Regions from separate parts of the Homo sapiens genome. Here all the other regions are linked to region 1. The links are chromatin contacts, found by Hi-C or POLR2A ChIA-PET in ENCODE. All regions are on one chromosome and are shown on one strand. The core of a region is the stretch at or near the end of the contact, and the rest is flanking DNA. Distances in the headings are between cores, read along the strand shown.

Evidence for each region. Hi-C counts contacts between places; a loop is a spot of excess contacts on that map. ChIA-PET counts read pairs that join two places held with the same protein, here RNA polymerase II (POLR2A). Pooled maps may share reads with other maps.
Region 2: a loop to region 1 is called in a map of CD8-positive, alpha-beta T cell, with 28 times the contacts of the local background. The contact joins the promoter of ZNF493 here to the promoter of ZNF682 in region 1. A Hi-C loop is called at or near these places in 2 of 168 maps with a recorded cell type or tissue (CD4-positive, alpha-beta T cell and CD8-positive, alpha-beta T cell) and 5 of 50 pooled maps.
Region 3: a loop to region 1 is called in a pooled map, with 7 times the contacts of the local background. The contact joins the promoter of ZNF714 here to the promoter of ZNF682 in region 1. A Hi-C loop is called at or near these places in 6 of 50 pooled maps.
Region 4: a loop to region 1 is called in a pooled map, with 13 times the contacts of the local background. The contact joins the promoter of ZNF431 here to the promoter of ZNF682 in region 1. A Hi-C loop is called at or near these places in 1 of 37 single-sample maps with no recorded cell type and 11 of 50 pooled maps. POLR2A ChIA-PET finds 5 or more read pairs at or near these places in 4 of 52 experiments (CD4-positive, alpha-beta T cell, CD8-positive, alpha-beta T cell, activated CD4-positive, alpha-beta T cell and 1 more).

The regions. Positions count from the first base shown.
Region 1 is chr19:20,036,717-20,043,594 of GRCh38, forward strand. It overlaps ZNF682 (zinc finger protein 682), which reads right to left and starts at 2,789. Exons shown (of 4, transcript NM_033196.3): 1 at 2,627-2,789. The coding sequence starts at 2,629. LOC105372309 (a long non-coding RNA gene) reads right to left here. Exons shown (of 3, transcript XR_936387.2): 3 at 5,572-5,603. RefSeq lists an enhancer at 2,559-3,135.
Region 2 is chr19:21,395,080-21,402,565 of GRCh38, forward strand. It overlaps ZNF493 (zinc finger protein 493), which reads left to right and starts at 2,054. Exons shown (of 4, transcript NM_001076678.3): 1 at 2,054-2,188. The coding sequence starts at 2,159. RefSeq lists a silencer at 2,093-2,331.
Region 3 is chr19:21,078,942-21,086,705 of GRCh38, forward strand. It overlaps ZNF714 (zinc finger protein 714), which reads left to right and starts at 3,262. Exons shown (of 5, transcript NM_182515.4): 1 at 3,262-3,407; 2 at 5,037-5,128. RefSeq lists an enhancer at 3,601-3,750.
Region 4 is chr19:21,136,520-21,144,495 of GRCh38, forward strand. It overlaps ZNF431 (zinc finger protein 431), which reads left to right and starts at 5,521. Exons shown (of 5, transcript NM_133473.4): 1 at 5,521-5,667; 2 at 7,032-7,124. The coding sequence starts at 5,665. RefSeq lists enhancers at 5,547-6,026, 6,808-7,976.

The DNA.
Region 1 (6,878 bases), core at 1,539-4,038:
AGCATTTTGGAAGGCCAAGGCAGGAGGATCTCTTAAGGCCAGGTGTTCGACACCAGTTCCGGGAACATGGTGAGATGCTGTCTCTATAAAAAAAAAAGAAAAAAAAAAAAAAAAAAAAATTAGCTAGGCAAGTTGGTGCATGCCTATAGTCCTAGGTAACTGGGAGGCTGAGGTAGCAAGACTGCTTAAGCCCAAGAGTTCAAGGTTATAGTGAGCTATGATCATGCCATTGTACTCTAGCCTAAGTGAAAGAGTGAGACTCTGTCTCAAAAAAATCAATCAATCAATAATAAAAGTTTTCTAAATTCTATCCTTCAGGAAAAGGCAAAAGAACAAAATGTCTTCCCTCATTTTCAAGTGGGGGAATGAAGCCCCTTATTTCTAATTTGTATTTGCTTCTGCAAAAGGTAGGTCTAGGCCCATGGTCTTGAACTACTGGACATCTGACAACTGAGGGGTGGCGTTGGGCACACTGTGTGCACATAAAAAAAGGGTTTGTGGGGGAACTAAAAGGCAAACGAGGGAAAGTTGCTATCTAGAAGCCATGGGTGGGACAGTGCAGGGTTACGGAAGGACTGGTTCATGCTATAGATTGTGTCCCAGGAGAGGCTATGCTCTGACTTCTTCCTGTGTCCATGCAGGCAGATGAGACTATAATCAGGTGGCACAGAAGCCTGGGTTGGTGAAAAAACCAGGTTGCCAGTACAGACTACCTTTCAAGCTCTACTGATAATTTACACTTAATTAAAAACTGAAGTTAAAATAAGCAAAGAAATCTTTCCAAGGTGACAAACTCAGGAAGCGGCAATACTGATTGGAACACAGACATATCTGACTCAGATGTCAAGTCAAGCCATTCTATCATTTGGGACATTTTCCCGCCCCATCCTGCTCACTGAAGTGGACAATAACCATTCTACCAAGAGCCACTGTGCTGTGCCCCACTGTGTCCCTTAGATGCATTTTGCTTTGCAGGTTTTTGCACTGCCTCACTGGGTTGGGTGTTCCTTGTCCTTGGGGATATTTTTTTTCTCTCTTCACCAATCTGAGAAAATTTTCTCCTCAATACTAGCATCCAAATTGCCTGGCCAGCACTGTATCTCTAAGAAATGGAAACTGGGAGTTGGGGAAGAAAATCTTAATGTCCTAATGGATTTGCTTTCAGAGGAAAGGTATACCTGATTTCTCCCAGGCACAATGCACCAACCACTCCACAGAGAGGCCACATTCCCATACCTGGCAGGGTTGCCCCTGAGAGGAGATGGCCCAGGGGCTGATATTCACTAGACACCTCAGGAGACACAGCCACTGTGGGCATCTCATGTCATCCCCAGACAGTTCTGAAACTCAAAACCAGGAAAATAACACAGGGTGGCTGAGGATGCATTGCCCTGTGAAGTTTCCAAAGTGGAACCTCAACCCAAAAACATTCTGATAAGGTGTCTGTGCCTAGGAAAGATTAAAGGGAGATTGGCACAAAGGTTTTTGTTTTTTGGTCTTTTTTTTTTTCATGGTGGAGTGTTGGGATTATTCTCTGCTTTCATCTCCTGTAAAATGTTTGCAAATGAAAAACAATTCTTTTTCTAAAAAGTGCCATCCGCTGCTCTTTGAAATAATGATCAATCAAAATACTGTGTCTGAAATGTACAAAAAAGGACTAATAGTTGATAATGTTGTGAATTAGAGAGGGGAAGTTGGTGTTGAAGAATGTCAGGAAAGAACTGAAAATTTAAAATTCAACTGCAAGTCAGAGTTAGGCTGGGGCAACAGAGTGGTAGCTTTGAGATTCTGTTTGTCACACATTTGGAAAATCCAAGAGAAAACCACTTCTGTGGAGTGTTAAATAAATAGCAGGCAGTTAGACTGAGGTGGCTCTAGTACCCTGAGTTCCTACATTAAAAAAAAAAAAAATCAAAGGCAAATACATTTCTTGTAAATTGCTACCTTAGGGGGAAACAAAATTCAGATTTTTCAGATTTAAGCAACCACAAACCTTCAATTAACTTCTGATTACATAACCAGGCAATGACAACCTGAATAGTCTAAATAAGATGACTACATAACTGGAACGAGTCAGTTACTGAATTCGGTTTGCTTCATCCTGCACTTTATAAAAAACTTTCCTTCAAGCTCTTCGGCTGGACCCCCAACCACAAACCGTGGCTGGGTGCTCTCTGAGCATAAATCACTGTTAACTTCAATAAGTTTTCAACATTTTAAAGGTGACTCCCATAGTTTTTAAACAGGAGAAGGAAAAGACTGAGGACCCCCGGGATCACAGCACTTCCCACGCACAAACCACACACGGGGTCTGGACTCTGCCCTGAGGACGCTTCCATTGTCCCCGCAGTCGGGGCAGACGCAAGAACGCGCGCGGCTCTTCCCAGGGTGGGCTCCGGGCGGGAAGCGGGAGAACGGAACGGGATGCCCGCCCAGGGTCCCGGCTGCTGGCCCACCTCGCATCCTGTGCCCGGAGGTGATCGACGGCCGAGCTGTGCCTGCCGGGGACTCCAGTCCGCAGACTCCGGAGCTGACAGCTGGGAGGCCCCAGTCCCGTCACTGCCGGTTCCGGCCGGTTTCAACCAGCCCTGCCCCCACCTCGGGATGCGCGGCCTGGCACACTCACCATTTTTCGGCTTCCGGGATGTCGTGGAGTCTTAGCTCTGGATCTCACAGCATCTGCAAGTCAGAGGGCAACAGAGGCTGCGACAGTCACCGGGAACTACTAGAGCAGAGGATACTAAGCAATGAAGATGGACCCTGAGCTCTGGCTGGAGCGAGACAAAGGCCCCGCCAGCTCCAGGACACCGCCCCCTCTACCTTGGCTGCGCACCTGATTGGACAGTTCCCACTCTAGCGCCCATGATTGGATACAGTTCCATGCCCCGCCCCCTCAGGTCATGAGTGACAGGAGGCGTGATCTGAGAATGTGTTGAATAAGGCAAGAGTTACAGGTTTTTCCTGAACCCTTTTCTGGCGCGCTTCCTTCCTGAATTGGAAACTGGCCCTTCCTGGGGAACATTTGCATTTAACTTTGTATATAAAGTTATCTTTATTTGTGAATAGTATACATATGTTATTCACAAATGGAAACAATATAATGACAATTATTTTAAAATCTCAGATTTCATCATTTTCCTAGCCTCCAGTCTTTTGAGCAGGCAGCCTAAGATGTCGCAAGGGAGGCAATTCTCTAAGAAATAAACTGTGAAGCACATATGAATTTTACATTTTCTAGTAGCCACATTTTAAAAAAGAAACCAGGCGTGGTAGCCTGTGCCTGTAGTTCTAGCAACTAGGGAGGCTGAGGCGGGAGCATCACTTGAGGCCAGGAGTTTTAAGACCAGCCCGGGCAACATAGCGATGATCCCATCTCTACAAAAAATAATTAAAAATTTAGCCAAGTCTGGTGGTGCACGCCTGCAGTCCTAGCTACTCAGAAGGCTGAGGCGGGAGGATCACTTGACCCTGGGAGACCAAGACTGCAGTGAGCCACGATCACACCATTGCACTACAGCCGGGGTGACAGAGTGAAACCAAGTTTAAAAAAAAAAAGATCTCTGAAGAAGGCATTTTCTCTTTCTGCAATTTAGCCAAGCAGCTGAGTATGTCTTGAAGTCATCTTCTAATTTTTAACAGGGCAAGGATGTTTTCTAAAACCCCAGTCTCCAGAGTTGCCATGGGGCAAATCCCGGCAGCATACATGAAAATCACTCACAGCTAATGCATTCTTCATCAGATCCAGTGCTTCTTACCCCTGGCAAATAAAAATCACCTGCGGGGTTGGGAGCGGTGGTTCACGCCTATAATCTCAGCATTTTGGGAGGCCGAGACGGGCGTATCACCTGAGGTCAGGAGTTCGAGACCAGCCTGGCCAACATGGTGAAACCCCCATCTCTACTAAAAATACAAAAATTAGCCGGGCATGGTGGCACACGCCTGTAATCCCAGCTACTCGGGAGGCTGAGGCAGGAGAATGGCTTGAACGTGGGAGGCGGAGGTTGCAGTGAGTCGAGATCGCGCCATTGCAGAGTGAGACTTCGTGGGGAGGGTGGTGGTGGCGGCGGGGGGTGTGGAGAATGACTGGAGGGGCGGGGCAGGATGTAAACTTAAAATCCCTGAAGCCCAAGTTGCAACAGACCAATTAAATTAGAATCCTTGGAGTTGGATCTGGGCAACAATATGGTTTAAAGCTCTCAGGGTGATTACAGTGTGTAGCCAAGTACCCAAACTACTGCTTTTCACCAACAGCTTTTTCTTTTTTTTTTTTGAGATAGAGTTTTGCTCTTTTTGCCCATCCTGGAGTTCAATGGTGCGGTCTCGGCTCACTGCAACCTCCGCCTCCCGGGTTCAAGCGATTCTCCTGCCTCAGCCTCCCAAGTAGGTGGGATTACAGGCGCTTGCCACCACGCCCGCTAACTTTTTGTATTTTTAGTACAGACAGGGTTTCACCATGTTGGCCAGGATGGTCACGATCTCTCGACCTCGTGATCCACCCGCCTCGGCCTCCCAAAGTGCTGGAATTACAGGTGTGACCTACCGCACCTGGCCTTCATCAACAGTTTTGATGAATTAGTTATAAATGGTTTTTCAAATGCATGTAAAAACGTTTGCTGCTGAGTTGTGACCTTACAATCTTAACTCATTTCCCACTTACTATACTTTGCAGAACCAACCTCTGCTACTCGCTTTGTTCCTGATTGAACCTGGTTCCATGTGTGCTCAGTGTATACTATGCACAGGGCACTGTGCTGTGTGCCCTGGTCCCGGTGAGCATCATTCTCAGGGGAGAACCTTGCTGAAAACAAAATCACATCCCAAAAAGTTAAAATCATGCTACTGGCCGGGCGCGGTGGCTCACGCCTGTAATCGCAGCACTTTGGGAGGCCGAGGCGGGTGGAGCACGAGGTCAGACGTTCGAGACCAGCCTGGCTAACGTGGTGAAACCCCGTCTCTACTAAATATGCAAAAAATGCAAAAAATTAGCCGGGCGGGGGGGCGGGCGCCTGTAATCCGAACTACTTGGGAGGCTGAGGCAGGAGAATCCTTGAAACCTGGGAGGCAGAGGTTGCAGTGAGCCGAGATTGCACCACTGCAGTCCAGCCCCGGCGACAGTGCAAGACTCCGTCTCAAAAAAACAAAACAAAACAAAAACAAAAAACCATGCTACTTACCGAATTGAGGTGAAAATTAAAAGACCTAGGGGGTCACCCAAAGGTTAGAACATGAATCAATAACTTGGAATATTAATATACATCTGATGGTGCCCTGAGCACACATGTCCATTTTATTTTATTTTATCTTACCTTATTTTATTTTTATTTTTTGAGACAGAGTCTTGCTCTGTTGCCAAGGCTGGAGTACAGTGCCGCGGATCTCGGCTCACTGCAACCTCTGCCTCCCAGGTTCGAGCGATTCTCCTGCCTCAGTCTCCCCAGCAGCTGGGATTACAGGCATGCACCACCACGCCCAGCTAATTTTTTGTATTTTTAGTAGAGACGAGGTTTCACTACGTTGGGCAGACCTCGGGTGATCCGCCCGCCTCGGCCTCCCAAAGTGCTGGGATTGCAGGCGTGAGCCACTGCACCCCGCCACGTGTCTGCCTTTAAAAGAAAACAAAATAAAGCATTACTATTATTCTCAAATATTAATTTATAACTATTATGCAAACATGTAATATTTAAATTTTGATTGATGTATAGCATGCATACATAAATATATGCGCAAAACATTTATGGAAAACTTGATGAATTATTACAGACCAAACTCGTGTAACCAAGAAATAGAATCAGACTTGCTCATGCCCGACAGTCACTTTCTCCTTCTCTTCACAAAAGTAAGAGCTTAAGAGCTAAGTGTAGATCAACTTTGTCATTTTGTACAAGTGTTTTATTACAGAGCATTAAAAACATATCCAAAATACAAAGAAGGTGTATAATAGACCTGTCACCCAGCTTTAACAGCAACTTGACATGTGCCATTTTTGTTTCATTGATATTTCAACCCATTTCCCATCCCTTTATTAATTTTTTAGTTTTTTTTTAGATAAAATGTATATACATTGAAAGGTACGATCTTAACTGTACCTTTTGGACAAATCAACTCACTCATATAAACATCTCCTCTTTTAAGAACAGAATTACTCCACTTAATCATTAATGTACCCATAAGTTACCTCAAAGTATTATTTAAAATCTAGATTTTTATAAAATAGGTCTGAGTTTGGACTGAGAATTCATATTTCTAACAAAGTACGGATCCATAGAGCACATGGTAACTACAGAGTCTCTTTTATCTAAAGTAAATACAATTGGATGAATAAAATTAAGAAAAATTGACCTAAGGTGAAAGGACAAATCAAAACATCTGTGCAATATGCTATCTGTAGGAGCATTTGGTTAAGAAAAATATAAACTCACCAAAAAGTTTTATTATTTTAATAATGCAAATTGGCAAAATTCCTACTATTGTTTTCATAGAAATGCTCCCTCACAATAAAACATTTTCATATAGGAACGGTTACAGTGGCTCACGCATGTAATCCCAGCAATTTGGGAGGCTGAGGCGGGTGGATCACGAAGTCAGGAGTTCAAGACCAGCCTGGCCAAGATGGTTAAACCCCGTCTCTACTAAAAATACAAAAATTAGCCAGGCACAGTGGCAGGTGCCTGTAATCCCAGCTACTCAGGAGGCTGAAGCAGGAGAATCTCTTGAATCTGGGAGGTGGAGTTTGCAGTGAGCTGAGATCATACCACTGCACTCCAGCCTGGGTGACAGAGTGAGACTCCATCGCAGGAAAAAAAAAAAAGAAAGAAAAAAAGAAGAAAATTCATATCATAGGAAGGCACTGGTTAAAAATAGCAAATATTTGAAAGTAA
Region 2 (7,486 bases), core at 804-3,303, 1.4 Mb after region 1:
TGATCTTGTGATCTGCCCACCTCAGCCTCCCAAAGTGCTGGGATTACAGGCGACAGCTACCGTGCCCAGGCTTTTTTTTTTTTTTTTTTTTTGAGACGGAGTCCCGCTCTGTTGCCCAGGCTGGAATACAGTGGCAAGATCTGGGCTCACTGCAAATTCTGCCTCCCAGGTTTAAGTGATTCTCCTGCCTCGGCCTCCTGAGTAGCTGGGATTACAGGCATACGCCACCACGCCCAGCCAGTGTATATATTTTTAGTAGAGACCGGGTTTCACCATGTTGTCCATGCTGGTCTCGAACTCTTGACCTCAAGTGATCCGCCCACCTCGGTCTCCCAGAGTGCTGGGATTATAGGCGTGAGCCACCGCGCCTGGTGGCCCTATCATTCTTTGTTCACTGTATGATCTTTAGAAGAAAGGTGGGCAACAGGTGGCCAGCAGTGGTCTACCTGTGGTGATTTTATTCTTGATATCTTCTGACCTTTCTATGGCCACTATCTGTTCCACCCTCGGAACAGCACAGAGACTTTGGTAGAGAGAGGCTGTCCCCTCACCACTGGCAGAATATGGACGTTCAGACCCTTCACCTTCCTGACGTCAGAGCTGACACATTCAATACAACAGCTATTGGCCATGTATGGCCGGCTACTGGGTGCCTGGAATGTCGCTGCAATTTGCTAGAAAGGTAAAATACAGAGTTAGTTTCAAAGATACAGTTCCAAATATATATATACTTCATTAATCTTTACATATTGCTCACATATTACAATGATAATATTTTGGATATATTGGGTTAATTAAATTGTTACAATGAATTTCACCTGTTTCTTCTCCTTCTTTTTAAAATTTTTTTATTTTTGAGATGGAGTCTTGCTCTGTTTCCCAGACTGGAGTGCAATGGCGTGATCTTGGCTCACCTCAACCTCTGCCTCCTGGGTTTAAGTGATTCTCCTGCCTCAGCCTCTCTATTAGCTGGGATTACAGGCACCTGCCATCATACCCAGATAATTTTTGTATTTTTGTAGAGACGGGGTTTCACCATGTTGGCTAGGCTGGTCTTGCACTCCTGACCTCGGGTGATCCGCCTGCCTCGGCCTCCCCAAGTGCTGAGATAACAGGCATGGGACACTACACCCGGCTTTCTTTTCTTTCACTTTTATTTTCTTTCTTCTCTTCTCTTCACTTTTCTTTCTTCTTTTTCCTTCCTTCCTTTTCCTTCCTTCCCTCTTTCCTTCTCTCTCTCTCTCTTTCACTCTTTCTTTCTCTCTCTCTCTTTCTCTCTTCTTTTTTTTTCTTGAGATGGAGTTTCACTCTTGTTGACCAGGCTGGAGTGTGCAGTGGGGCGATCTCGGCTCACTGCAACCTCTGCCTCCCTCCACCTCCCGGGTTCAAGCGATTATTTTGCCTCAGCCTCCCGAGTAGCTGGGATAACAGGCGCCCACCACCACGCCTGGTTATTTTTTCTTATTTTTAGTAGGGACGGGGTTTCATCATGTTGGCCAGGCTGGTCTCAAACTCCTGACCTCAGGCGATCCACCCGCCTCGGCCTCCCAAAGTGCTGGGATTACAGGCGTGAGCCACTGCGCCCGGCCCTTCTTTATTTTTAAAGTCTGGCTACTAGAAAATTTAAAATTCACATGTGGCTCACATCTTATTTCATAAGATTGGCTCCTTTTAAAAATCTCAGGCTGCTAGTTCAAAGGACTAGGAGCCAGGAAGGTCATAAAAGCTGAAATTTTAAAATAATTATTTTTTTAAATTTGTGAATAGCCATATATTATTTATAAGTGCTTATGACCTTATACACAAGGTTAAGGGAAAATACCCTCTAAGGTGTGCCTGGCTCAGCTCAGGGAGGAAGCCCTGCCTGAAAAGGCTGCAGCCTAGGCTATCACTCTTTCTTCACTCCGCCCAGCATTTGGTCATATCTTCTGTCACTCAGGGCCTGAAGGGGCGGGCCCTTAAACCGTATCCAATCAGACACGCAGAACTGGGAACCGTCCAATTAGGCACACATTTGGAGCGGCGAGGACGGCTTCCGGGATGTGGCTGGGCCATTGTTTCTCTCTGCTGCCGGAGCTCCAGGTCTACCCTTCACTGCTCTGTGTCCTCAGCGTGTGTGGCTTCGTGACCTGAAGATACTGGGAAATCCATAGCTAAGATGCCAGGACCCCCTGAAAGCCTAGACATGGTGAGAGTGCTGGGTCCGACATCACGAGAGAGGGGAAGGAGTTGCTCGGAACCGGTGGGAAGTGGCTGTGGCGGGACTCAGGCCTCCCCGCAGTCAGCTCCACAATCTGCTCCCTGAGTTCTCCTTGCCCAGCTCGGCCTCAGTCTCCTTCAGCCGTAAGTTGGCGGCTGCGCCAACAGCCGGGGCCCCGGGCGTCCTGTCTCTTCCCTGCACTGTGACTGTGCCCTGCCTGGAGTCCTCTCTGGCAGTTCTGCACCCGCAGCGCCGCGTCTTTCTCAGATTGTGCGGGGACCACGGGAGGGTCATCAGGGGAGAATCCTGACTTGGGGTGCGGGTTCATGAATGGGAAGAGCTTTGGTCCGTGGGGTTCCCAGTTGCTATTTTCTCCTATTAAAAATTTATGGGCGTCACTGCAAAAATATTAAAGAATGTAATCAAAGAGTGGTTCTAGAATTGTAGAGCACCCAGCTATGGTTTGTAGTTTGTGGTCTGTGGGAGAGGCTTGAAGGAAAGTCTTTTATAAAATGCATGATGAAGAAACCAAATTTACTAATTGGTTAGGTACAGTTACATGGTTTCTTAATATGTGCGTTAAAGGTGAAAATTTCCTGGTTATGTAATCAGAGCTTAATTGGCAGTTTACAGTTGCTGAAGCCTGAATTTTGTTTCTCTGAATGTAGTAATTAAAAATAATGCACCTGAGTTAGATTTTTTTTTTAAAGTAAGAATTCAGGGACTAGAAATACCTCAGTCTAATTGCCTGCCACTTAATTATTTTCACACTCCACAGGGAACTGATTTTCTGCTGTATTTTTCACCTGTGTCCCAAGCAGAGTCTTGGAACCAATCCCCCATTTCTCCGGCCTCACTCTGGCTTGCAGTAAGATAATTTCCAGTTTCCTCTGACGTTCCTAAATGCCACCTTTTCCTCCCTAATTCACATTATCGCCTATTTGTCTTTTACTGTACTTTTTTATACCATATTTTAATTATTTTTTTGGCAAAGCATTAAATGGTTAAATGGTGCATTTAAAGAGATTTGTTATCTGTTTGTAAATATTTCCCATGAAAAGAAGGCAAATAATAATACCCTGACACTGCATTGTAGTAAATCTCTGTCTCTTTTGCTTTCATCTTGTCTAGGCACAGAGATGTTACCAGAATGTTTTTGGGTCGAAGTTCTCCTTTGGAAAATCTATGGGGTGATGTGTCCTCAGCCACCCTTTGGTTTTTTCCTGGTCATGGGTTTCAGTACTATCTGGGGATAAACCAAGATAACTGCCATGGTTATGTTAGCTAGAGTGTCCATTGGATCTCAGCTTCTGGTTTATTTTCTCCCATAAGATGACCTGAGGTATGGAGTGTATCCTCTCAAGGGAGCAAGTGGATATTCTGGGGCTGAGGGGAATCTTCCGGTGTACTCTTATTTTGAAACGGGTAACCCTTTGAAATGTTAAAATTGCCTTCCCTCAACCAGGCTTCCATTTCTTGGAGACAAATTGCTGGTCAGCCAATCAGATGCTGGTAATGAGGGGAAAACACAGAAATAATTTCTGCCCCCTGGATTCTCTAAGGGGGCAGAAAAATAGTGAAATTAATATAGTAAAAGAAAAAGAGTAAAAAAAAAAAAGTGAAAAATTTGTGGCCCAAAAAATAGTATCCCAAAAGACAAACAACAAGAACAAAAACAAAACTGACTCCAGTGAGATGGTGTAAGAGCTTGCAAAGTAAAACGCAACTGGGACAGTCACCAAGAAATACTGCAGTGTCTCCTGAATGGGTGGTTCTTGAGCACACAAGTGAGCAGGAGTGGGTGGAAGAATCTCTCAAGTTATTGAATGGCCTGACTTGAAAGGTGAGTCAGACACATCTGTTATTTATTTATTTTTTATTTTTTATTTTTTTATTTTTATTTTTTTGTCTCACTCTGTCGCCCAGGCTGGAGTGCTGTGGCCCGATCTCGGCTCGCTGAAAGCTCTCCCTCCCGGGTTCCCGCCATTCTCCTGCCTCAGCCTCCCAAGTAGCTGGGACTACAGGTGCCTGACACCATGCCCGGCTAATTTTTTGTGTTTTTAGTAGAGACAGGGTTCCACTGTGTTAGGCAGGCTGGTCTCAATCTCCTGACCTCATAATCCATCCGCCTCGGCCTCCCAAAGTGCTGGGATTACAGGTGTGAGCCACCATGCCCGGCCCACATCTGTTATTTAACCAGCACTGCCACTCCTGGATTTGTCACCTTGAAGAGATTTGTTCACTTATTTTGACCTCAGTTTTTTAGCTGTAAATTGCATTATATTAGTAGGACTTGAAAAGGTAGAAAAATATTTACAAAGGGCATAAAAGATTTGGGTTTCAAAAAATTATATCTAATCATATATGTCATTTGTTAAAAATTCTCATGTACCTTTTTCTTTCCCAGAGTGAGTTTTTGAATTTTCTCAGGTGTGTTTTTTTTATAGCTGGGTGATTTCAAACAGAATTTCAAGGCTTAGCTTTTAGAGTGCTGCCAAGAAAAAGGAGAGAAAAAATCTCCATTTCATTTTTGCTGTAGAAAATGAATACATTTCCATGAGAAAATGCGGTAGGTAATTGGTGAGTTACGTAGATTCATAAAAACGTAAGTTCCTTTTTTTGCAAGGTAAATTTTTGACAGTGAATATCTCTGTTCAAATCCTGTTATCTTGATTTGTGAGTTTCATGCTAAATATTATGAGATGAAACTTGATACTGCCTGGAAGTGTTTTCATATGACTCATTGTTAACTGCATGATTTTTAGTGGAATTAATAGAATAAGACATTTATTTTCTAAAAGAAATAGATACTTTTGCTTTTCTTATTAAGGTATACAATATAAGCAACTTGGCCGGGCGCGGTGGCTCATGCCTGTAATCCCAGCACTTTGGGAGTCTGAGGCGAGTAGATCACAAGGTCAAGAGATCAAGACCATCCTGACCAACATGGTGAAACCCTGCCTCTACTAAAAATAGAAAAATTAGCTGGGCATGGTGGCACGCACCTGTAGTCCCAGCTACTTGGGAGGCTGAGGCAGGAGAATGGCTTAAACCTAAGAGGTTGAGGTTGTAGTGAGCCAAGATTGTACCACTGTACTCTGGCCTGGTGACAGAGAGAGACTCCATCTCAAAAAAAAAAATGTAAGCACCTTAAAATTTTTTTTCCCGTATGTGAACACTGTGTTTCAGTAATTTTGCTGAATTTTTTAAATACTTAATTTCAAAAACCAAGTGAGTAACTCTAACGTGAAAATTAAAGGTTGAGCCCAGTGACTCAGAGCTAAGGCTAATACTGAGCCTGCAAAAGGAGTTTATTAAAGGCCTAGTTAGTTTTTTTTCTGGAGAGCCTCCCCTGCAGATGTTCCAGCCTGCTCACTCCAGCCATGGAAGAAGCCTTTCTGCTGACAGAAGCTACAGAGTCCTGGAAAGCTACAGGCAGATGCAGTTAAGGTTAAGATAAAAGGGGACAGGGAGGGTCATACTGACCATGTAGTTGTTATTGTACATCAGGGATGCTATGATTTAGTATCCTGAAACTTTGCTGAAGTTGTTTATTAGTTTAAAGAGCTTTTCTACTGAGACTGTAGGGTTTTGAAGATACAGAATCCTGTCATCTGCACACAGGAATAGTTTGACTTCCTCTCTTCCTGTCTGAATGCCTTTTATTTCTCTCTCTTCCCTGATTGTTCTGGCCGAGACTTTGAATTCTATGTTGAACAAGAGTTTTGAGAAAAAGCATTCTTTTCTTGTGCCAGTTTTCATGAAGGAATGCTTCCAGCTTGTGTTCATTTTGTATGTTGGCTGTAAGTTTGTCATACTTAGATAACTCAGTATTTTGATGTATGTACCTCCAATGCCTAGTTTTTTGAAAGTTTTAAACATGAAGGATGGTAAATTTCATTGCAAGCTTTTTTAACATCTACTGAAATAACCCTGTGGTTTTTGTCTTTAGTTCTGTTTACTTGAGGAGTAACATTTATTAATTGCATGTTGAACCAACCTTTTATTTCAGAGATACAGCCAAGTTGATCGTAGTGGATTAGCTTTTTGATGTTCTCCTGGATTTGGTTTTCCAGTATTTTCTTGAGGATATTTTCATCAATGTTCATTAAAAATATTGGCCTCAAGGTTTCTATTTTTTTGTTTTATATTTGCCAAATTTTCATATTAGAATAATGCTGTTTTTACATAATGGGTTGGAAAGAAGTCCCTTTTTCTCAGTATTTTGAAATAATCTTAGTAGGAGTGGTACCAGCTCTTACTTTACATCTGGTAGAATTCAGCTGTAAATTTGTGTGGTTCTTTGTTTTATTTTTGGTGGGCAGGCTATTTATTTATTTATTTATTTTATTTTATTTTATTTTTTGAGACAGTCTCACTCTGTCGCCCAGGCTGGAGTGCAGTGGCACAGTCTCAGCTCACTGCAACCTCCACCTCCTGAGTTTAAGCAATGCTCTGCTTCAGCCACCTGAGTAGCTGGAATTACAAGTGTGCACCACCACACCCAGCTAATTTTTGTATTTTTAGTAGAGATGGGGTTTCACCATGTTGGCCAGGCTGTTCGCTGTTCTTGAACTTCTGACCTCGTGATCCACTCGCCTCGGCCTCCCAAAGTGCTAGGATTACAGGAGTGAGCCACCATGCCCGGTCAGCTATTTATTTATCTACTTATTTATTTATTTCATTTTATTTATTTATTTATTTTTGAGATGGAGTCTCGCTCTGTCACCCAGGCTGGAGTGCAGTGGCACGATCTCGGCTCACTGCAACCTCCACCTCATGGGTTCATGCCATTCTCCTGCCTCAGCCTCCCGAGTAGCTGGGACTACAGGCACCCGCCATCACGACCGGCTAATTTTTTGTATTTTTAGTAGAGATGGGGTTTCGCTGTGTTAGCCAGGCTGGTCTCGATCTCCTGACCTTGTGATCCACCTGCCTTGGCCTCCCAAAGTGCTGGGGTTACAGGCATGAGCCACCATGCCTGGCCCTGGCCAGCTATTTATTACTAATTCAATTTTGGAGCTTGTTACTGGTCTATTCAGGGATTCAATTTCTTATTTGTTCAGTCTTTGCAGGATGTATCATTGTTCCAAGGTTATAATCCTCAAGCTTGGCCCTGACGAACTCTCTAATTATATTCATGTTTCCTCAGTTTTTTCCTTTTAGGTAGACATATTAATAGAATGGGCTAGAGGAGCCTCTATGAAGGGATCTCTCCTTTGATTGTACTCTGCTTGCTGTAACACCCAAGAATGCAGAGTCAGGCTAACCCCACTTAGAATCTGC
Region 3 (7,764 bases), core at 2,012-4,511, 1.0 Mb after region 1:
GTGCCCAGCTGCCTATACCATTTTCTTTGAAAGTTGAAGTTTTAACTCCCTAATTAGGAAACATATTCATAAATGTGACTTGTAAATACTGAAATTTGTGTTTGCTTTTTCTGCCTTCAGTAGAAATGGTGTTTTCTAGCATCTATGTCTTTTTAAAATAAAAGAGAGGATGGAAGCAGAATAGGTTGAAAATGCTATTAACAAAATGATGTTGACAGAGATGATCTATCTGGTCTACCAGGGCATAAAAATTTCAAAAATCATAATCAGTACAAAACCTCTATGTCCGTTAATATTACAGAATATTGCTTGTGTTAAAATCATTTATGTTGGCCGGGCGCAGTGGCTCACGCCTGTAATCCCAGCACTTTGGGAGGCCGAGGCAGGCAGATCACGAGGTCAAGAGATCGAGACCATCCTGGCCAACATTGTGAAACCCCGTCTCTACTAAAAATACAAAAAAAAATTAGCTGGGCGTGGTGGCGCGTGCCCATAGTTCCAGCTACTTTGGAGGCTGAAGCAGGAGAATCGCTTGAACCTGGGAGGCGGAGGTTGCAGTGAGCCGAGATCGAGCCACTGCACTCCAGCCTGGGTGACAGAGCGAGACTCCGTCTCAAAAAAAAAAAAAAAAAAAAAAAAATTATGTTAAAAACTCTGCCTCGCCGAGTGCGGTGGCTCACGCCTGTAATCCCAACATTTTGGGACGCCAAAGCAGGCGGATAACGAGGTCAGCAGTTAGAGACCAGCCTGGCCAACATGGTGAAACCCCGTCTCTACTAAAAAGACAAAAAAGTAGCCGGGCGTTGTGGCGGGCGCCTGTAGTCCCAGCTACTCCGGAGGCTCAGGCAGGAGAATGGCGTGAACCCGGGAGGCGGAGCTTGCAGTGAGCTGAGATTGTGCCACTGCACTCCAGCGTGGGTGAGAGAGCGAGACTCCGTCTCAAAACAAACAAACAAACAAACAAAAAACAAAACAAAAAAACTCTGCCTCTCATGCATTTAGTAGAGATAAAGTCAGAGGGCAGAACCCTCCGCTGATCCTTATCAGGACACCTGAAGTACAGATGATATATTTCTGTTTTCTCTCAAACTCCATATTGGATACAGTTATTCTGCTTCTAATCCATATTATTACAGTAATGCACAGACACGGGATCATAAAAGAACTTGCAAGCTTTTTAAAAAAGTGTTATATTTTACACATGTGTGTATGTATTTGTAGACAGCTCTGTCATCTTGGCCAGAGTGCAGCTCAATCAAACCTCAAAATTCTTAGCTCTCAGCCTCCTTGGTAAATGGGACTTCACGTACACACCACTACAGTGGCTAATTAATTTTTTTTTTTTTTTTTTTTTTTTGTAGAGATGGGGTCTTATTATGTTGCCCAGGCAGCTCTTTTTTTTTTTTTTTTTTTTTTTGAGACAGAGTCTCCCTCTGTCGCCAGGCTGGAGTGCAGTGGCGCGATCTCGGCTCACTGTAACCTCCGCCTCCCGGGTTCAAACGATTCTCCTGCCTCGGCCCCCCGAGTAGCTGGGAATACAGGCGTGCGGCATCACACCCAGGTAAGTTTTTGTATTTTTGGTAGAGACAGGGTTTCACCTTGTTAGCCAGGATGGTCTCGGACTCCTGACCTCTTGATCCACCCACCTCGGACTCCCAAAGTGCTGGGATTGCAGGCGTGAGCCACCGTGCCTGGGCGATTCTATTTTATTCGTTGATCTTTTGTGGTGCTTTTACAATTTTACATCTACATATTATAAATCCAGTAACAAAGAGTCATAATTGTTGCTTTTAATAGTGATAGGTTGCTTTAAAACTGAAGGGTACAATTTAGTCAGATACTTTGGTGCTATGCAAATACAATGCTTATTTTTTAAGTGTTATTTACAATTTTTACACTCCTCAGTTAACCTTGGATACAATAATAACTGGTGGTTTTGTGATGGTTTCTTTAGCATTTTATCTATGTTGATTAGTATTTGGAATTCTGTAAAAAAAAATTTCCCTATCCTTTTTTCTTTTTTATTTATTTAAAGTTTTTTGTGTATCAGTGTAAATGCATGGGTATTTATTTATTTGACTTGATTTATTTTATAGGTCAGTGCTCTAATTATTCATTTGGATGCTAACATTGTTCCAGGATGGACCATTGGGAGTTCTTTCAGGCTGGCTCCCTTTGACATGTTCCCATCATTTTTTAAAATTAAAAAAAAAGAAAGAAAAAACATTTTGAGGCTGGGTGCGGTGGCTCACGCCTGTAATCCCAACACTTTGGGAGGCCAAAGCGGGCAGATCACCTGAGGTCAGGAGTTCAGGACCAGCCTGGCCAACATGGTGAAACCCCGTGTCTACTAAAAATACAAAAAATTAGCCGAGCATGGTGGCGCGCGCCTGTGATCTCATCCAGCAGTGCTTTACTTGTAATTATTTTATTCCTGCTGCCGTCTCCTCTTTCTTTGGCCACTATCTGTTCCACCCCCGGAACGGAAGAGAGATGTTGGTAGGGAGAGGCTCTTCCTTCACCTCTGGCAGAAAAGGTTTGCTTGGGCCCTTCACACCGCTGACATCAGAGCTGCACTTCAATGTGGCAGTTATTGGCCATGTGTGGCGCCTGGTCTGAAGTGCGATGCTAGAAAGGTAAAATACAGAGTTAGTTTCAAAGATTTAGTTCCAAATATTTATATACTTTATTAATAATTACATATTTCTCACACATTAAAATGAAAATTTTTTTGATATATTGGGTTAATTAAATTGTTACAATCAATTCAACCTGTTCTTGTTTCTTTTTCAAGTTTGGCTACTAGAAAACTTAAAATTCACATATGGCTCACATTTTATTTCAGAGGATTACCTCCTTTCTAAAATCTCAGCCTGCCTGCTCAAAGACCAGAAAGAAGCCAGGAAGGTCATAAAATCTGAAATTTTAAAATAATTGTTATTATAAAATTATATTTTTTCCTTTGTGAAGAGCCATATATTATTTATAAATGCATATGACTTTACACACAAGTTTAAAGGCAAATTCCCTCTGGGGTGGGCCTGGCTCAGCTCTGGGAGGAAGCCCTGCCTGAGAAGGCTGCAGCCTAGGCTGTCACCCTTTCTTCACTCAGCCCAGCAACTGATCACATCTTCTGTCACTCAGGGCACGAGAAGGTGGGGTTTTAAAAGTTATCCAATCAGCGACGCTGGGTTGGGAACCGTCCAATCAGGCCTGCAGCTGGAGCGGACAGGACGGCTTCGGGGATGTGGCGGGGCCTTTGTCTCTCGCTGCAGCTGGAGCTGCAGGTCTCGCCTTCACTGCCCTGTGTCCTCTGCTCGCAGAGGCCCAGCCTCTGTGGCCCTGTGACCTGCAGGTATTGAGAGATCCACAGCTAAGACGCCAGGTACCCCGGAAGCCTAGAAATGGTGAGAGTGCCGGGTCCGACATCCCGAGAGAGGGGAAGGGGCGGGTTGTAAGCGGTGGGAAGTGGCTGTGGTGGGACTTAGGCCTCCCCGCAGTCAACTCTACAATCTGCGCCCGGAGTTCTCCTTGCTCAGCTCGGCCTCAGTCCCCTTCAGCCATAAGATGGCGGCTGCGCTGACTGCGGGATCCCGGGCGTCCTGTCTTTTCCCTGCGCAGTGACTGGGCCCTGACCTGGAGTCCTCTCAGGGCAGCTCTGGACCCTCAGCGGCGCGTCTCTCCCGGATTGTGCAGGGACCACTGGAGGGTCCCAGGGGTAGAATCCTGACTCGGGGTGCGGGTTTATGAATGGGTCCGTGGGGTTCCAGTTCCTCTTCTGTTGAAAATGTATGGGAGTCACCGTTAAAACACTAAAGCATTTAATCAAAGCGTGATTCAAAAATTGTGGAGCACCCAGCTGTGGTTTGTAATTTATGGTTTATGGGCGGGGCTTGAAGTAAAGACTTTTATAAACAGCATGATGAAGAAAACCAAATTCAGTAATTGGTTAGGTTCAGATACATAGTTTCTTAATTTGTAAAATAAAGGTGAAAATTTCCTGGTTATGTAATTAGATGTTAATTGGCAGTTTATAGTTGGTTAAGGATGAATTTTGTTTCTCTCAATGTAGTAATTTACTAAAAATGCACCTCAGTTAGATTTTTTTTTTTTAAGATGGAGTTTCGCTCTTGTTGCCCAGGCTGGAGTGCAATGGGGCGATCTTGTCTCACCGTAACCTCTGCCTCCCGGGTTCAAGCGATCCAATGCTTCAGCCTCCCAGGTAGCTGGGATTACAGGCATGCGCCACCACGCCCGTCTAATTTTGTGGTTTTAGTAGAGACGGGTTTCTGCATGTTGGTCAGGCTGGTCTCGAACTCCCGACCTCAGGTGATCTGCCCTCCACGGCCTCCCCAAAGTGCTGGGATTACAGGCGTGAGCCACCGCGCCCAGCCAGATTTTTTTAAAAGTAGGAATCCAGGGACTAGAGACACCTCAGTCTAATTTCCCGCCGCTTAATTATTTTCACACTCCATGGGGAACTGATTTTCTGGTGCATTTTTCAACTGTGTCCCAAGCACTGTCTTAAATCTAACCTCCCGTCCCCCATATCTCCAGCCTCACTCTGGCTTGCAGTAAGATATTAAATTTCCAGTTCCTCCTGGCATTCCCTAATGCCAGCTTTTCCTCCCTAATTCACGTTATCACCTGTTTGTCTTTTAGTGTACTTTTGTATACCATATTTTAATTAATTATTTTTTGACAAAGCTTTAAATGACGCTTTTTAAAAGGTTTGTTACCTGTTTGTAACTTTCCCATGAGAAGAAAGCAAAGAATAATCCCCTGACACTGTATTGTAAAATTTCTCTGTGCCTCTTCTCCTTGTATCTTCTCTAGGTACAAAGATCTTGTCAGAATGTTTTTGGGTCAAGGTATTCCTTTGAAACCTTTATGAGGTGATGTGTCCTCAGCCACCCTTTAGTTTTTTTCTGGTCGTGGGTTTCAGTACTGTCTGGGGATCAACCAAGATATCCACCATGGTTATGTCAGCTAAAGTGCCTAGTGAATATCAGCTTCTGGTTTATTTTCTTCCATAGGGCGACCTGAGGTCTGGAGTGTATCCTCTCAAGGGAGCAAGTGGATCCCTGGGGCAGAGAGGAAGCTTCTAGTGTACTCTTACTTTGAAAAGGTAATCAGATGCTGGTACTGAGGGGAAAACACAGAAATAACATCTGCCTCCTGGATTGTCTAAGGGGTAGAAATATAATGAAATAAATGTAGTGAAAGAAAAAATAGTGTTAAAAAGAAAAAAAAATTGTGACAGAAAAAATAGTATCCCAAAAGACCAAAAAAGAAAAAAAAAATCAAGCAAACAAACAAAAAACACAAAAAACCTGACTCCAGCAGTCAGGATTTTTTCCAGCAGTTCCATTAGCACTTAAGTTTTCCCTTTTGGAGAAGAAAAAGATCCCCATGTCCTATGGTCTTGTAGATGCCTAATTCTGTCACCCATAGCCATCAGCAAGGTTAACTGAGATGGTGTAAGAGCTTGCAAAGTAAAATGCCTCTGGAGCAGCCACCGAGAAATACTGCAGTGTCTCCTGAATGGGTGCTTCTTGAGCACATAAGTGAGTAGGAGTGGGTGGAAGAATCTCTCAAGTGACTGAATAGCCTGACTTGAAACATGAGTCACACACATCTGTTATTTAACCATCATTGCCACTTCTGGATTTGTCACCTTGAAGAGATTTGTTCACTTATTTTGACCTCAGTTTTTTAGCTGTAAATTGCATTATATTAGTAGGGCTTGAAAGGTAGGAAATTTTTTTTTTTTTTTTTTTTGAGACAGTTTCACTCTTGTTGCCCAGGCTGGAGTGCAGTGGTATGATCTCGGCTCACTGCAACCTCCACCTCCTGGGTTCAAGTGATTTTCCTGCCTCAGCTGGCCAGGCTGGTCTCAAACTCCTGACCTCAGATGATCTGCCCTCCTTGGCCTCCCAAAGTGCTGGGATAACAGGTGTGAGCCACCACGCCCGGCCAGCAGGAAAATATTTACAAAGGGCATAAAAGAGATGGGTTTTAGAAAAAGAAATTAATGCTTAATTATATATTCCATTTGTTAAAAATTCTCATTTACCTTTTTCTTTCCCAGAGTGAGTTTAAAAGGTTTCTCAGGTGTGTTTGTTTTTTATGGCTAGGTGAATTCAAACAGAATTTCAAGGCTCAGCTTTTAGAATGCTAGCTACCGAGGAAAAGAATAGGGAAAATCTCTATTCTATTTTGGCTGTAGAAAATGAATACATGTCCATAAGAAAATGTGGTAGATAATTGGTGAGTAAACATAGATTCATGAAAACATCAGTTGCTCTATCTGCAGGATAGGATTTTTGACAGTGAATATCTGTGTTCACATCCTGTTATCTTGATTTCTGAGTTTCATGCTACATTTTATGAGATGAAACTTGGTACCACCTAGAAGTGTTCCCATATGACTAATTGTTTACTACATGATTTTTAATGAAAACAATACAATAATAGATATATTTTCATAAAGGAGTAGATACTTTTGCTTTTTTTATTGAGGTATAAAATGTAAGTACCTTAAAATTTCCTTCCCTTATATGAACACTGTGTTTGAGTAATTTTGCTGGATTTTTCAAACACGTAGTTTCAAAAACCAAGTGAGTAACTCTAACATGGAAACTAAAGCTTGAGCCCAGTGTCTCAGAGCTAAGGCTAATATTGAGCCTACAAAAGGAGGTTATTAAAGGACCAGCTAGTTTATTTATGGGGGATGCTCCCCTGCAGATGTCCAGTCTGCTCACCCCAGCCATGGAAGAAGCCTTTCTGCTGACAGAGCCCTGGAAAGCTGAGGACCCACAGGCAAATGCAGTTAAGGTTAAGATGAAAGGGGACTGAGAGGGTCTTACTGATGATAAAGTTGTTATTGTTTTGAGGCAGTTTCTAGGCTTTGGAATATCAAACAAAGTTAGGTTTATGTAAAAAAAAAAAAAAGAATTCCAAAGGAGTATTGCAACAGGAAAAAGTACCAACTATAAAAATTTTAAGGATTGCATAGTTTAGGCCAACAAGGGCTTTCTTTCCTAGGGAGCAGCAAACAAGATTAGAAAGAAGGCAGGAGAGCAATGGCAAATGAAGGGTGAAAAGTCAGATTTTAAATCAGAGAATGTTTTACCATGAAATCAGCATGTTCTTAGAAGAGACATAAAATGAGATTTTATGTTGACTCAGACTGAGAATAGTTTAAAGTTCTGGGGCCTGTGAAAAATTTTATTTAGACCACTGAAGACAAATTCAGCTGAATCTTTTAATGGGAAAAAGAAGAAAATGTGCAGAGTTCTTACTAGAACAAGGTCCCAATTCAAGCCCCACAAGAGGGTTCTTGATTTCGCTCAAGAAAATATTCAGGGTGAGTCCACACAGTAAAGTAAAAGGAAGTTTATTAAGAAAGTAAAGGAATAAAATAATGGCTTACTCCATAGGCAGGGCAGCACCGAGGGCTGCTGGTTGCACATTTTTATGCTTATTTCTTGATTATATGCTAAACAAGGGGTGGATTATTTATGCCCCCCAATTTTAGACCATATACAGTAACTTCTGATGTTTCCATGGCATTTGTAAACTGTTACGACACTGGTAAGAGTGTAGCAGTGAGGGTGACCAGAGGTCACTCTCGTCACATCTTGGTTTTGGTGGGTTTTATTTGACTTCTTTACTGCAACCTGTTTTATCCGCAAGGTCTTTAAAACTTGTATCTTTTGCTGACCTTCTATCCTGTCCTGTTACTTAGAATGCCTAACCATC
Region 4 (7,976 bases), core at 4,271-6,770, 1.1 Mb after region 1:
GGCAGGTGAATCACCTGAGGTCGGGAGTTTGAGACCAGTCTGACCAACATGGAGAAACCCCATCTCTATTAAAAATACAAAATTAGCTGGGTGTGGTGGCACATGCCTGTAATCCCAGCTACTCGGGAGGCTGAGGCAGGAGAATTGCTTGAACCCCCGGGAGGTGGAGGTTGCAGTGAGTTGAGATTGTGCCATTGCACTATAGCCTGGGCAACAAGAGCAAAACTCCATCTCAAAATAAATTAGCCAGGTGTGGTGACGTGCACCTGTAATCCTAGCCACTCAGGAGGCTGAGCCAGAAGAATCACTTATACCTGGGAGGCAGAGGTTACAGTGAGCTGAGATCATGCCACTGTACTCCAGCCTGGGTGACGAAGTGGGACTCCATCTCCATGAAAAAATAAAAAAAAAAAAAATTCAGCTTTTTTACCTTCCTGGTTTACAGTCCTTTGAGTAGGCAGCCTGAGATTTTAAAAAGGAGGTAATCCTCTGAAATAGAATGTGAGACACATGTGAATTTTGAATTTTCTAGTAGCCAAACTTTAAAAAGAAACAAAGAACGGGTTGAATTGATTGTAAGAATGTAGTTAAGCCAATATATCCAAAATATCATTTTAATGTGTGAGGAATATGTAATTATTAATGAAGTATATAAATATTTGCAACTAAATTTTTGAAAATAACTGCATATTTTACCTTTCTAGCACATTGCAGTTCAGACCAAGCACATTCCAGGCACCCAGGAGCCACACATGGCAGCTCTGATGTCAGTGGTGTGAAGGGCCAGAGGGGAAGGAAGGGCCTCTCCCTACTAACATCTATCTTCAGTTCCGAGGTTGGAACAGATAGTGGCCATAGAAAGAGCTGAGGCCAGCAGGAATAAAATAACCACAGGTAAACCACTGCTGGCCACCTGTTGCCCACCTTCCTTTTAGAGATCAGGCAGTTAACAAAGGATGATGGGGCCACAGGAGAAAAAAACTCTACGTCTTCAGTTCTGTCCACACTCTTGAACTCCAATGTTTAGATATGGAGAAAATAGATTAAAGGCATTTATTTTGCTATTTGGCCTTGGCCCTAATTGTCTGGCTGTGGTTATCGGTTTTCTTGAGCGGTGACTGCACTCCTGTGCACTCCTGGAGTGACTGCACAGAACTTCAGGCGATCTGCCTGCCTCAGCCTCCTGAAGTGCTGGGATTACAGGTGTGAGCCACCACGCCCAGCCAAAATCTTCTACATATAAGTGTATGCCATGAGTGCACACAAGAGGCCTTTTTTAATTTCTGTCATTTGTAGAGCCATAAGAAAAAAACAGCGAACAAAGAGTGTATGATAGCAAAGATGTCTTGATTTTTGATCTTATAAAAAAAAAAGTCTATCTGGGCCAGGTGCGGTGGCTCATGCTTGTAATCCCAGCACTTTGGGAGGCCGAGGTGGGTGGATCACAAGGTCAGGAGTTCGAGACCAGCCTGGCCAATATGGTGAAACCCCGACTCTACTAAAAATACAAAAACTAGCTGGACATGGTGGCACACACCTGTAGTCCCAGCTACTCGGGAGGCTGAGGCAGAAGAATCGCTTGAACCCGGGAGGTGGAGGTTGCAGTGAGCCACCACCACACCACTGCACTCCAGCCTGGATGAGAGAGCAAGGCTCTGTCTCAAAAAAAAAAAAAAAAAGCTATCTATATCAATGTTGCCATCCACTTTTGAGAAGAAACTTTACTGGTTAGCTTTACCTTAAGATCTCCAATGGATATACAATTGCAAATGTTTGGAGGGGCCCTTCTGAGTCATGAGATTATTAACCCAAGGTTCAAGGTCCTGAAGTCTTGCTGCAGTGTGGATGGCAAGCAGACTCAATCTCTGGGTTATAGATTATAAAGAGTTTTACTGTCCTCAGTCAGTAGACCATTAAAAGCATTCTTTACCTGGTGAAAATATGCTTTGCCATAATGCACTGAAGTTTTGCTGCATTTAATCATATTAGACTTCAGTAGCAGAAGATACATGAGGTTCTATTATCTGGTGCATAAGACATCCAATGACTATTTTATAATAGTCAACACATTTTTTTCACTCTCAGTGAATCTGATTGTCATCAGTCTCAATTACAAAAACAATCCAGTCCATTTAGTTAGCTTTGCTTAACACTATTTTATCAGGGCTGGGTGCAGTGGCTCGCTCCTGTAATCTCAGCACTTTGGGAGGCTGAGGCAAGTGGATAACCTGAGGTCAGGAATTCAAGACCAGCCTGGTAAATATGGTGAAACCTCGTCTCTACTAAAAATACAAAAATTAGCCAGGCATGGTGGCAAGCGCCTGTAATCCCAGCCACTTGGGAGGCTGAGGCAGGATAATGGCTGAATCCGAGAGGCGGAGGTTGCAGTGAGTCGAGATGGCACCATTTGATTTATTTATACATAAATAGACTGTAACTTATTATTGTACCAACCACCGTGTTTTTACCAATAAAATAACATCAAGTGTTCAAGCCATGTTCAAATAAGGCAAATCCCAAGCTGTGGTCAATCTGGCTGTTTCTACACCTCATGTTTATTTTCTGTATGTCCCTTTGCTTTTTCTGCCATAAATCTGTTTTCATCATGTGGCTGTGCTGGAGTCCCTCTGACCCTGTTCTGGATTCACAGGCTGCCCAATTTGCAAATTATTCTATGCTCAAATAAACTCTGTTAAATATAATTTCTCTAAAGTTTTTTTCTTTTAGGCTGGGCACGGTGGCTCACACCTGTAATCCCAGCACTTTGGGAGGCCAAGGCGGGTAGATCACGAGATCAGGAGTTCAAGGCCAGCCTGGCCAACATGGTGAAACTCCATCTCTACGAAAAATACAAAAAAAATTAGCTGGGCATAGTGGCGCGCACCTGTAATCCCAGCTACTCGGGAGCCTGAAGCAGGAGAATTGCTGAACCCAGGAGGCAGAGGCTGCAGTGAGCAGAGATTAGGCCACTGCACTCCAGGATGGGCAAAAGAGCAAGACTTGGTCTCAAAAAAAAAAAAAAAGTTTCTTTCTCTTAAAAGTTTTCAAATTTTTTTATATGATGAAAAATAAATAATGTGTTGTTGGGCCTCGATTTCCTAAACTCATCCCTCAGCTATTTCCTTAAATTATTCTATGTCTTTTCAAAATGCTTCTTCAATTTCTTTTCTTTTTTTGAGACAGGGTCTCACTCTATCAACCAGTCTTGATTGCAGTGGTGTAACCAATCATGGCTCACTTCAGCCTTCACCTTCCAGGCTCAAGCAATCCTCCTGCCTCTGCCATCTAAGTAGCTGGGACTACAGGCATGCACCACCATGGCTGGCTAAATTTTATTTTATTTTATTTTTCATGGAAACAGCATCTTATTATGTTGCCCAGGCTGCACTGGAACTCCTGAGCTCACGTAATTCTCCCATCTCAGGCTACCAAAGTGCTAACAATACAGGTGTGAGCCAGCTAGTGCTTCTGCAATTTCTTGAGATGATTATTCCCAATGATAAACAGTACTGAGCACAAATCTGAAGGAATCTGGTTTCTTCTGTACAAGTGTCACTCTCCAGGATTTCAAGGGTCTAGGGCAGGGCAGCTACTTTGTAGTGTGATCTATGGAGGTACATGGGCTTTGGAGTCAGACAGAGTTAATCCTGAGTCTCAGCCCAGCCACTTAGTATCTGTGGGTCTTTGGACAATTTTCTTGATGTGAAAGAGTTCTATGAACCACATATGGAAAAGAGGTAGATTGGTACTAATTGCAAAATGGTGGCAATTTTTAATCTCTTCTGTATCCATGCCCATTGCCAGGTGCTTTTACAACTGTTTCCATCAAGATCCAGAATCTGTTTTCCAAACCCTAGATCTGGCTGGCCTTATTGGCTCAGAGTGGTAGAAACTTGTGAACATGACAGTGGGCTAGTTTGGGGCCCAGGCTCAAATGGTCTTGAATGCTTCTGTTTTTCTTTCAGAATGCTGCCATCTCCCTGAATAAAGCCATGTTAGCCAGCTGGAAAATAAGATACCATGGGAAGGAGAAGCAAGGTGCCCTGTTGACAGCCCCAGAACTAGAAGCTCACCCCCAGAAGCACAGCTGGCTAGTCAACAAGCAGCTGATGATACGTGTCTCAAAGAGCTCAGCTGAGACTAGAAGAACGGCCCCACTCAGTCTAGCCTAAATGGCTGACCATCTCAATTATGAACTAATAAGTTTTGGACGATTTGTTATGCTACAATAGCTAACTAATACATGCACCCCGTGCAGATAGGACACCAGGATTCTATGACAGGTTGATTACTAGTTACCTTCTAACAGTGGGCACCCTATAGGTACTGATTTTTTCCCCTGATTTAAAGTTGGGTGACTTGTAAGAGAATGTTGAGTAATGCAGAAATACACGTAGACATGTATGCATGTGATTGGTGCTTATACCCACACAGTCCCACACACCACAGGAGAAAACAGATAACTACGGCCTGACCATTAGGGCCAAGGCCAATAGCAAAATAAGTTTTGCCTTTAATCTGTTTTCTCCATATCTAAACATTTGAGGTCAAGAGTGTGGACAGATCTGAAGACACAGAGTTTTATTATCCTGTGGCCCCAACATTCTTTCTTCACTGTCTGATCTCTGGAAGAAAATGGGCAACAGGTGGCTATCAGTGGTCTCCTTGTGGTTATTTTGTTCTTGCTGCCCTCTGCTCTTTCTATGGCCACTATCTGTTCCACCCTCAGAACTGAAGGGAGATGTTGGTAGGGAGAGGCTTTTCCTTCACCTCTGGCAGAAAAGGTTTGCTGGGGCCCTTCACCTCCCGACATCAGAGCTGCACTTCAATGTGGAAGCTTTGGTCATGTGTGGCTCCTGAGTGCCTGGAATGTTCCTGGTCTGAACTGCGATGTGCTAGAAAGGTAAAATACAGAGTTAGTTTCAAAGATTTAGTTTCAAATATTTATATACTTTATTAATAATCACATATTTCTCACACATTAAAATGAAAATTTTTTGATATATTGGGTTAATTAAATTGTTACAATCAATTCAACCTGTTACTTTTTTTTTTTAAGTTTGGTTACTAGAAAATTTAAAATTTACATATGGCTCACATTTTATTTCAGAAAATTACCTCCGTTCTAAAATTTCAGACGGCCTGCTGAAAGACCAGAAGCCGGGAAGGTCATAAAATCCGAAATTTTAAAATAATTGTTATTATATTCTTTTCATTTGTGAATAGGCATACAGTATGTTATTTATAAATGCATGTGACTTTACACACAAGGTTAAATACAAATTCCCTCTGGGGTGGGCCTGGCTAAGCTCTGGGAGGAAGCCCTGCCTGAAAAGACGGCAGCCTAAGCTGTCACTCTTTCTTCACTCAGCCCAGCATCTGTTCGCATCTTCTGTCACTCAGGGCCTGAGAAGGTGGGGTTTTAAACGTTATCCAATCAGCGACGCTAGGCTGGGAACCGTCCAATCAGGCACGCAGCTGGAGCGGACAGGACGGCTTCCGGGATGTGGCGGGGCCTTTGTCTCTCGCCGCAGCCTGAGCTCCAGGTCTCCCCTTCGCTGCTCTGTGTCCTCTGCTCCTAGAGGCCCAACATCTGTGGCCCTGTGACCTGCAGGTATTGGGAGACCCACAGCTAAGACACCGGGACCCCCTGAAAGCCTAGAAATGGTGAGAGTGCCGGGTCGGACATCCCGAGAGAGGGGAAGGGCTGGTTGTAACCGGTGGGAAGTGGCTGTGGCGGGACTCAGGCCTCCCCGCAGTCAGCTCCACAGTCTGCGCCCCGAGTTCTCCTTGCCCAGCTCGGCCTCAGTCCCCTCCAGCCATAAGATGGCGGCTGTGCTGACAGTCGGGACCCCAGGCGTCCTGTCTCTTCACTGCACAGTGACTGTGCCCTGGCCTGGAGCCCTCTCTGGGCAGCTCTGCACCCGCAGCACCGCGTCTTTCCCAGATTGTGCAGGGACCACGGGAGGGTCTTCAGGGGACAGTTCTGACTCGGGGTGCGGGTTCATGAATGGGAAGAGCTTTGTTCCGTGGAGTTCCCAGTTCCTCTTGTCTTCTGTTAAAAATATATGGGAGTCACTATAAAAACATTAAATAATTTAATCAAAGAGTGATTCAAAAATTGTGGAGCACCCAGCTGTGGTTTGTAATTTGTGCTTCATGGGCGGGACTTGAAGAAAAGACTTTTATAAAAAGCATGATGAAGAAAACCAAATTCAGTAATTGGTTAGGTAGAGTTACATAGTTTCTTAATTTGTACAATAAAGGTGAAAATTTCCTGATTATGTAATCAGAGGTTAATTGGCAGTTTATAGTTGGTTAGGGCTGAGTTTTGTTTCTCTCAATGTAGTAATTTACTGAAAAATGTACGTCAGTTAGATTTTTTTAAAGTAGGAACCCAGGGACTAAAGACACCTCCGTCTAATTGCCTGCCTTTTAATTATTTTCACAGTCCATGGGGAGCTGATTTTCCGCTGCATTTTTCACCTGTGTCCCAAGCAGGGTCTTAAGTCTAACCCCCATTCCTCATTTCTCCAGCCTCCCTCTGGCTTGCAGTAAGATACTAAATTTCCAGTTCCTTCTGGTGTTTCCAAATGCCAGCTTTTCCTCCCTAATTCACGTTATCGCCTATTTGTCTTTTAGTGTACTTTTCTATACCGTATTTTAATTATTTTTTGACAAAGCATTAAATGACGCTTTTCAAAAAGTTTTTTAAAAGATTTTTTAAAAAAAATATCTGTAAATATTTCCCATGAGAAGAAAGCAAAGAATAATCCCCTGATACTGTATTGTTAAAACTCTCTGTGCCTTTTCTCCTTGTATCTTCTCTAGGCACAGAGATCTTGTCAGAATGTTTTTCGGTCAAGGTTTTCCTTTGGAAACTTTATGGGGTGATGTGTCCTCAGCCACCTTTTAGTTTTTTTCTGGTCGTGGGTTTCAGTGCTGTCTGGGGATGAACTAAGATATCCACCGTGGTTATGTCAGCTAAAGTGCCTAGTGAATATCAGCTTCTGGTTTATTTTCTTCCATAGGACGACTTGAAATATGGAGTGTATCCTCTCAAGGAAGCAAGTGGATGCCCTGGGGCTGAGAGGAATCTTCTAGTTTACTCTTATTTTGAAAAGGTAACCTCTTGAGACATTAAAATTGTCTACGCCCAACCCAGCTTTCATTTCTTGGGGACACATTGCTGGTCAGCCAGTCCGATGCTGGCACTGATGGGAAAACACAGAAATAATGTATGCCCCCTGGATTGTCTTAGGGGGCAGAAAGATAATGAAATAAATATAGTGGAAGAAAAATAGTGTTAAAAAGTGAAAAATTTGTGACAGATAAAATAGTATCCCAAAAGACCAGAAAAAAACAAAAACAAAAACAAAAAAACCTGACTCTAGTGAGATGGTGTAAGAACTTGCAAAGTAAAATGCACCTGGAGCAGTCACCGAGAAATACTGCAGTGTCTCCTGTATGGGTGGTTCATGAGCACATAAGTGAGCAGGAGTGGGTGGAAGAATCTCCCAAGTGATTGAATGGCCTGACTTGAAACATGAGTCAGACACACATTTGTTTTTTAATCAGCACTGCCACTCCCTGGGTTTGTCACCTTGAAAATATTTGTTTACTTATTTTGACCTCACTTTTTTAGCTGTAAATTGCATTATATTAGTAGGGCTTGAAAGGTAGGAATTTTTTTTTTTTTTTGAAACAAGTTTCACTCTTGCTGCCCAGGCTGCAGAAGGATTGATCTTGGCTCACTACAACCTCTGTCTCCCAGGTTCAAGCAATTCTCCTACCTCAGCCTCCTAAGTAGCTGAGATTACAGGCACACACCACCACACCCAGCTAATTTTTTGTATTTTTTTTTAGTAGAGACAGGGTTTCATCATGTTGGCCAGGCTGGTCTCGAACTCCTGACCTCAGATGATCTGCCTGCCTCAGCCTCCTAAAGTGCTGGGATTGCAGGCATGAGCCACTGT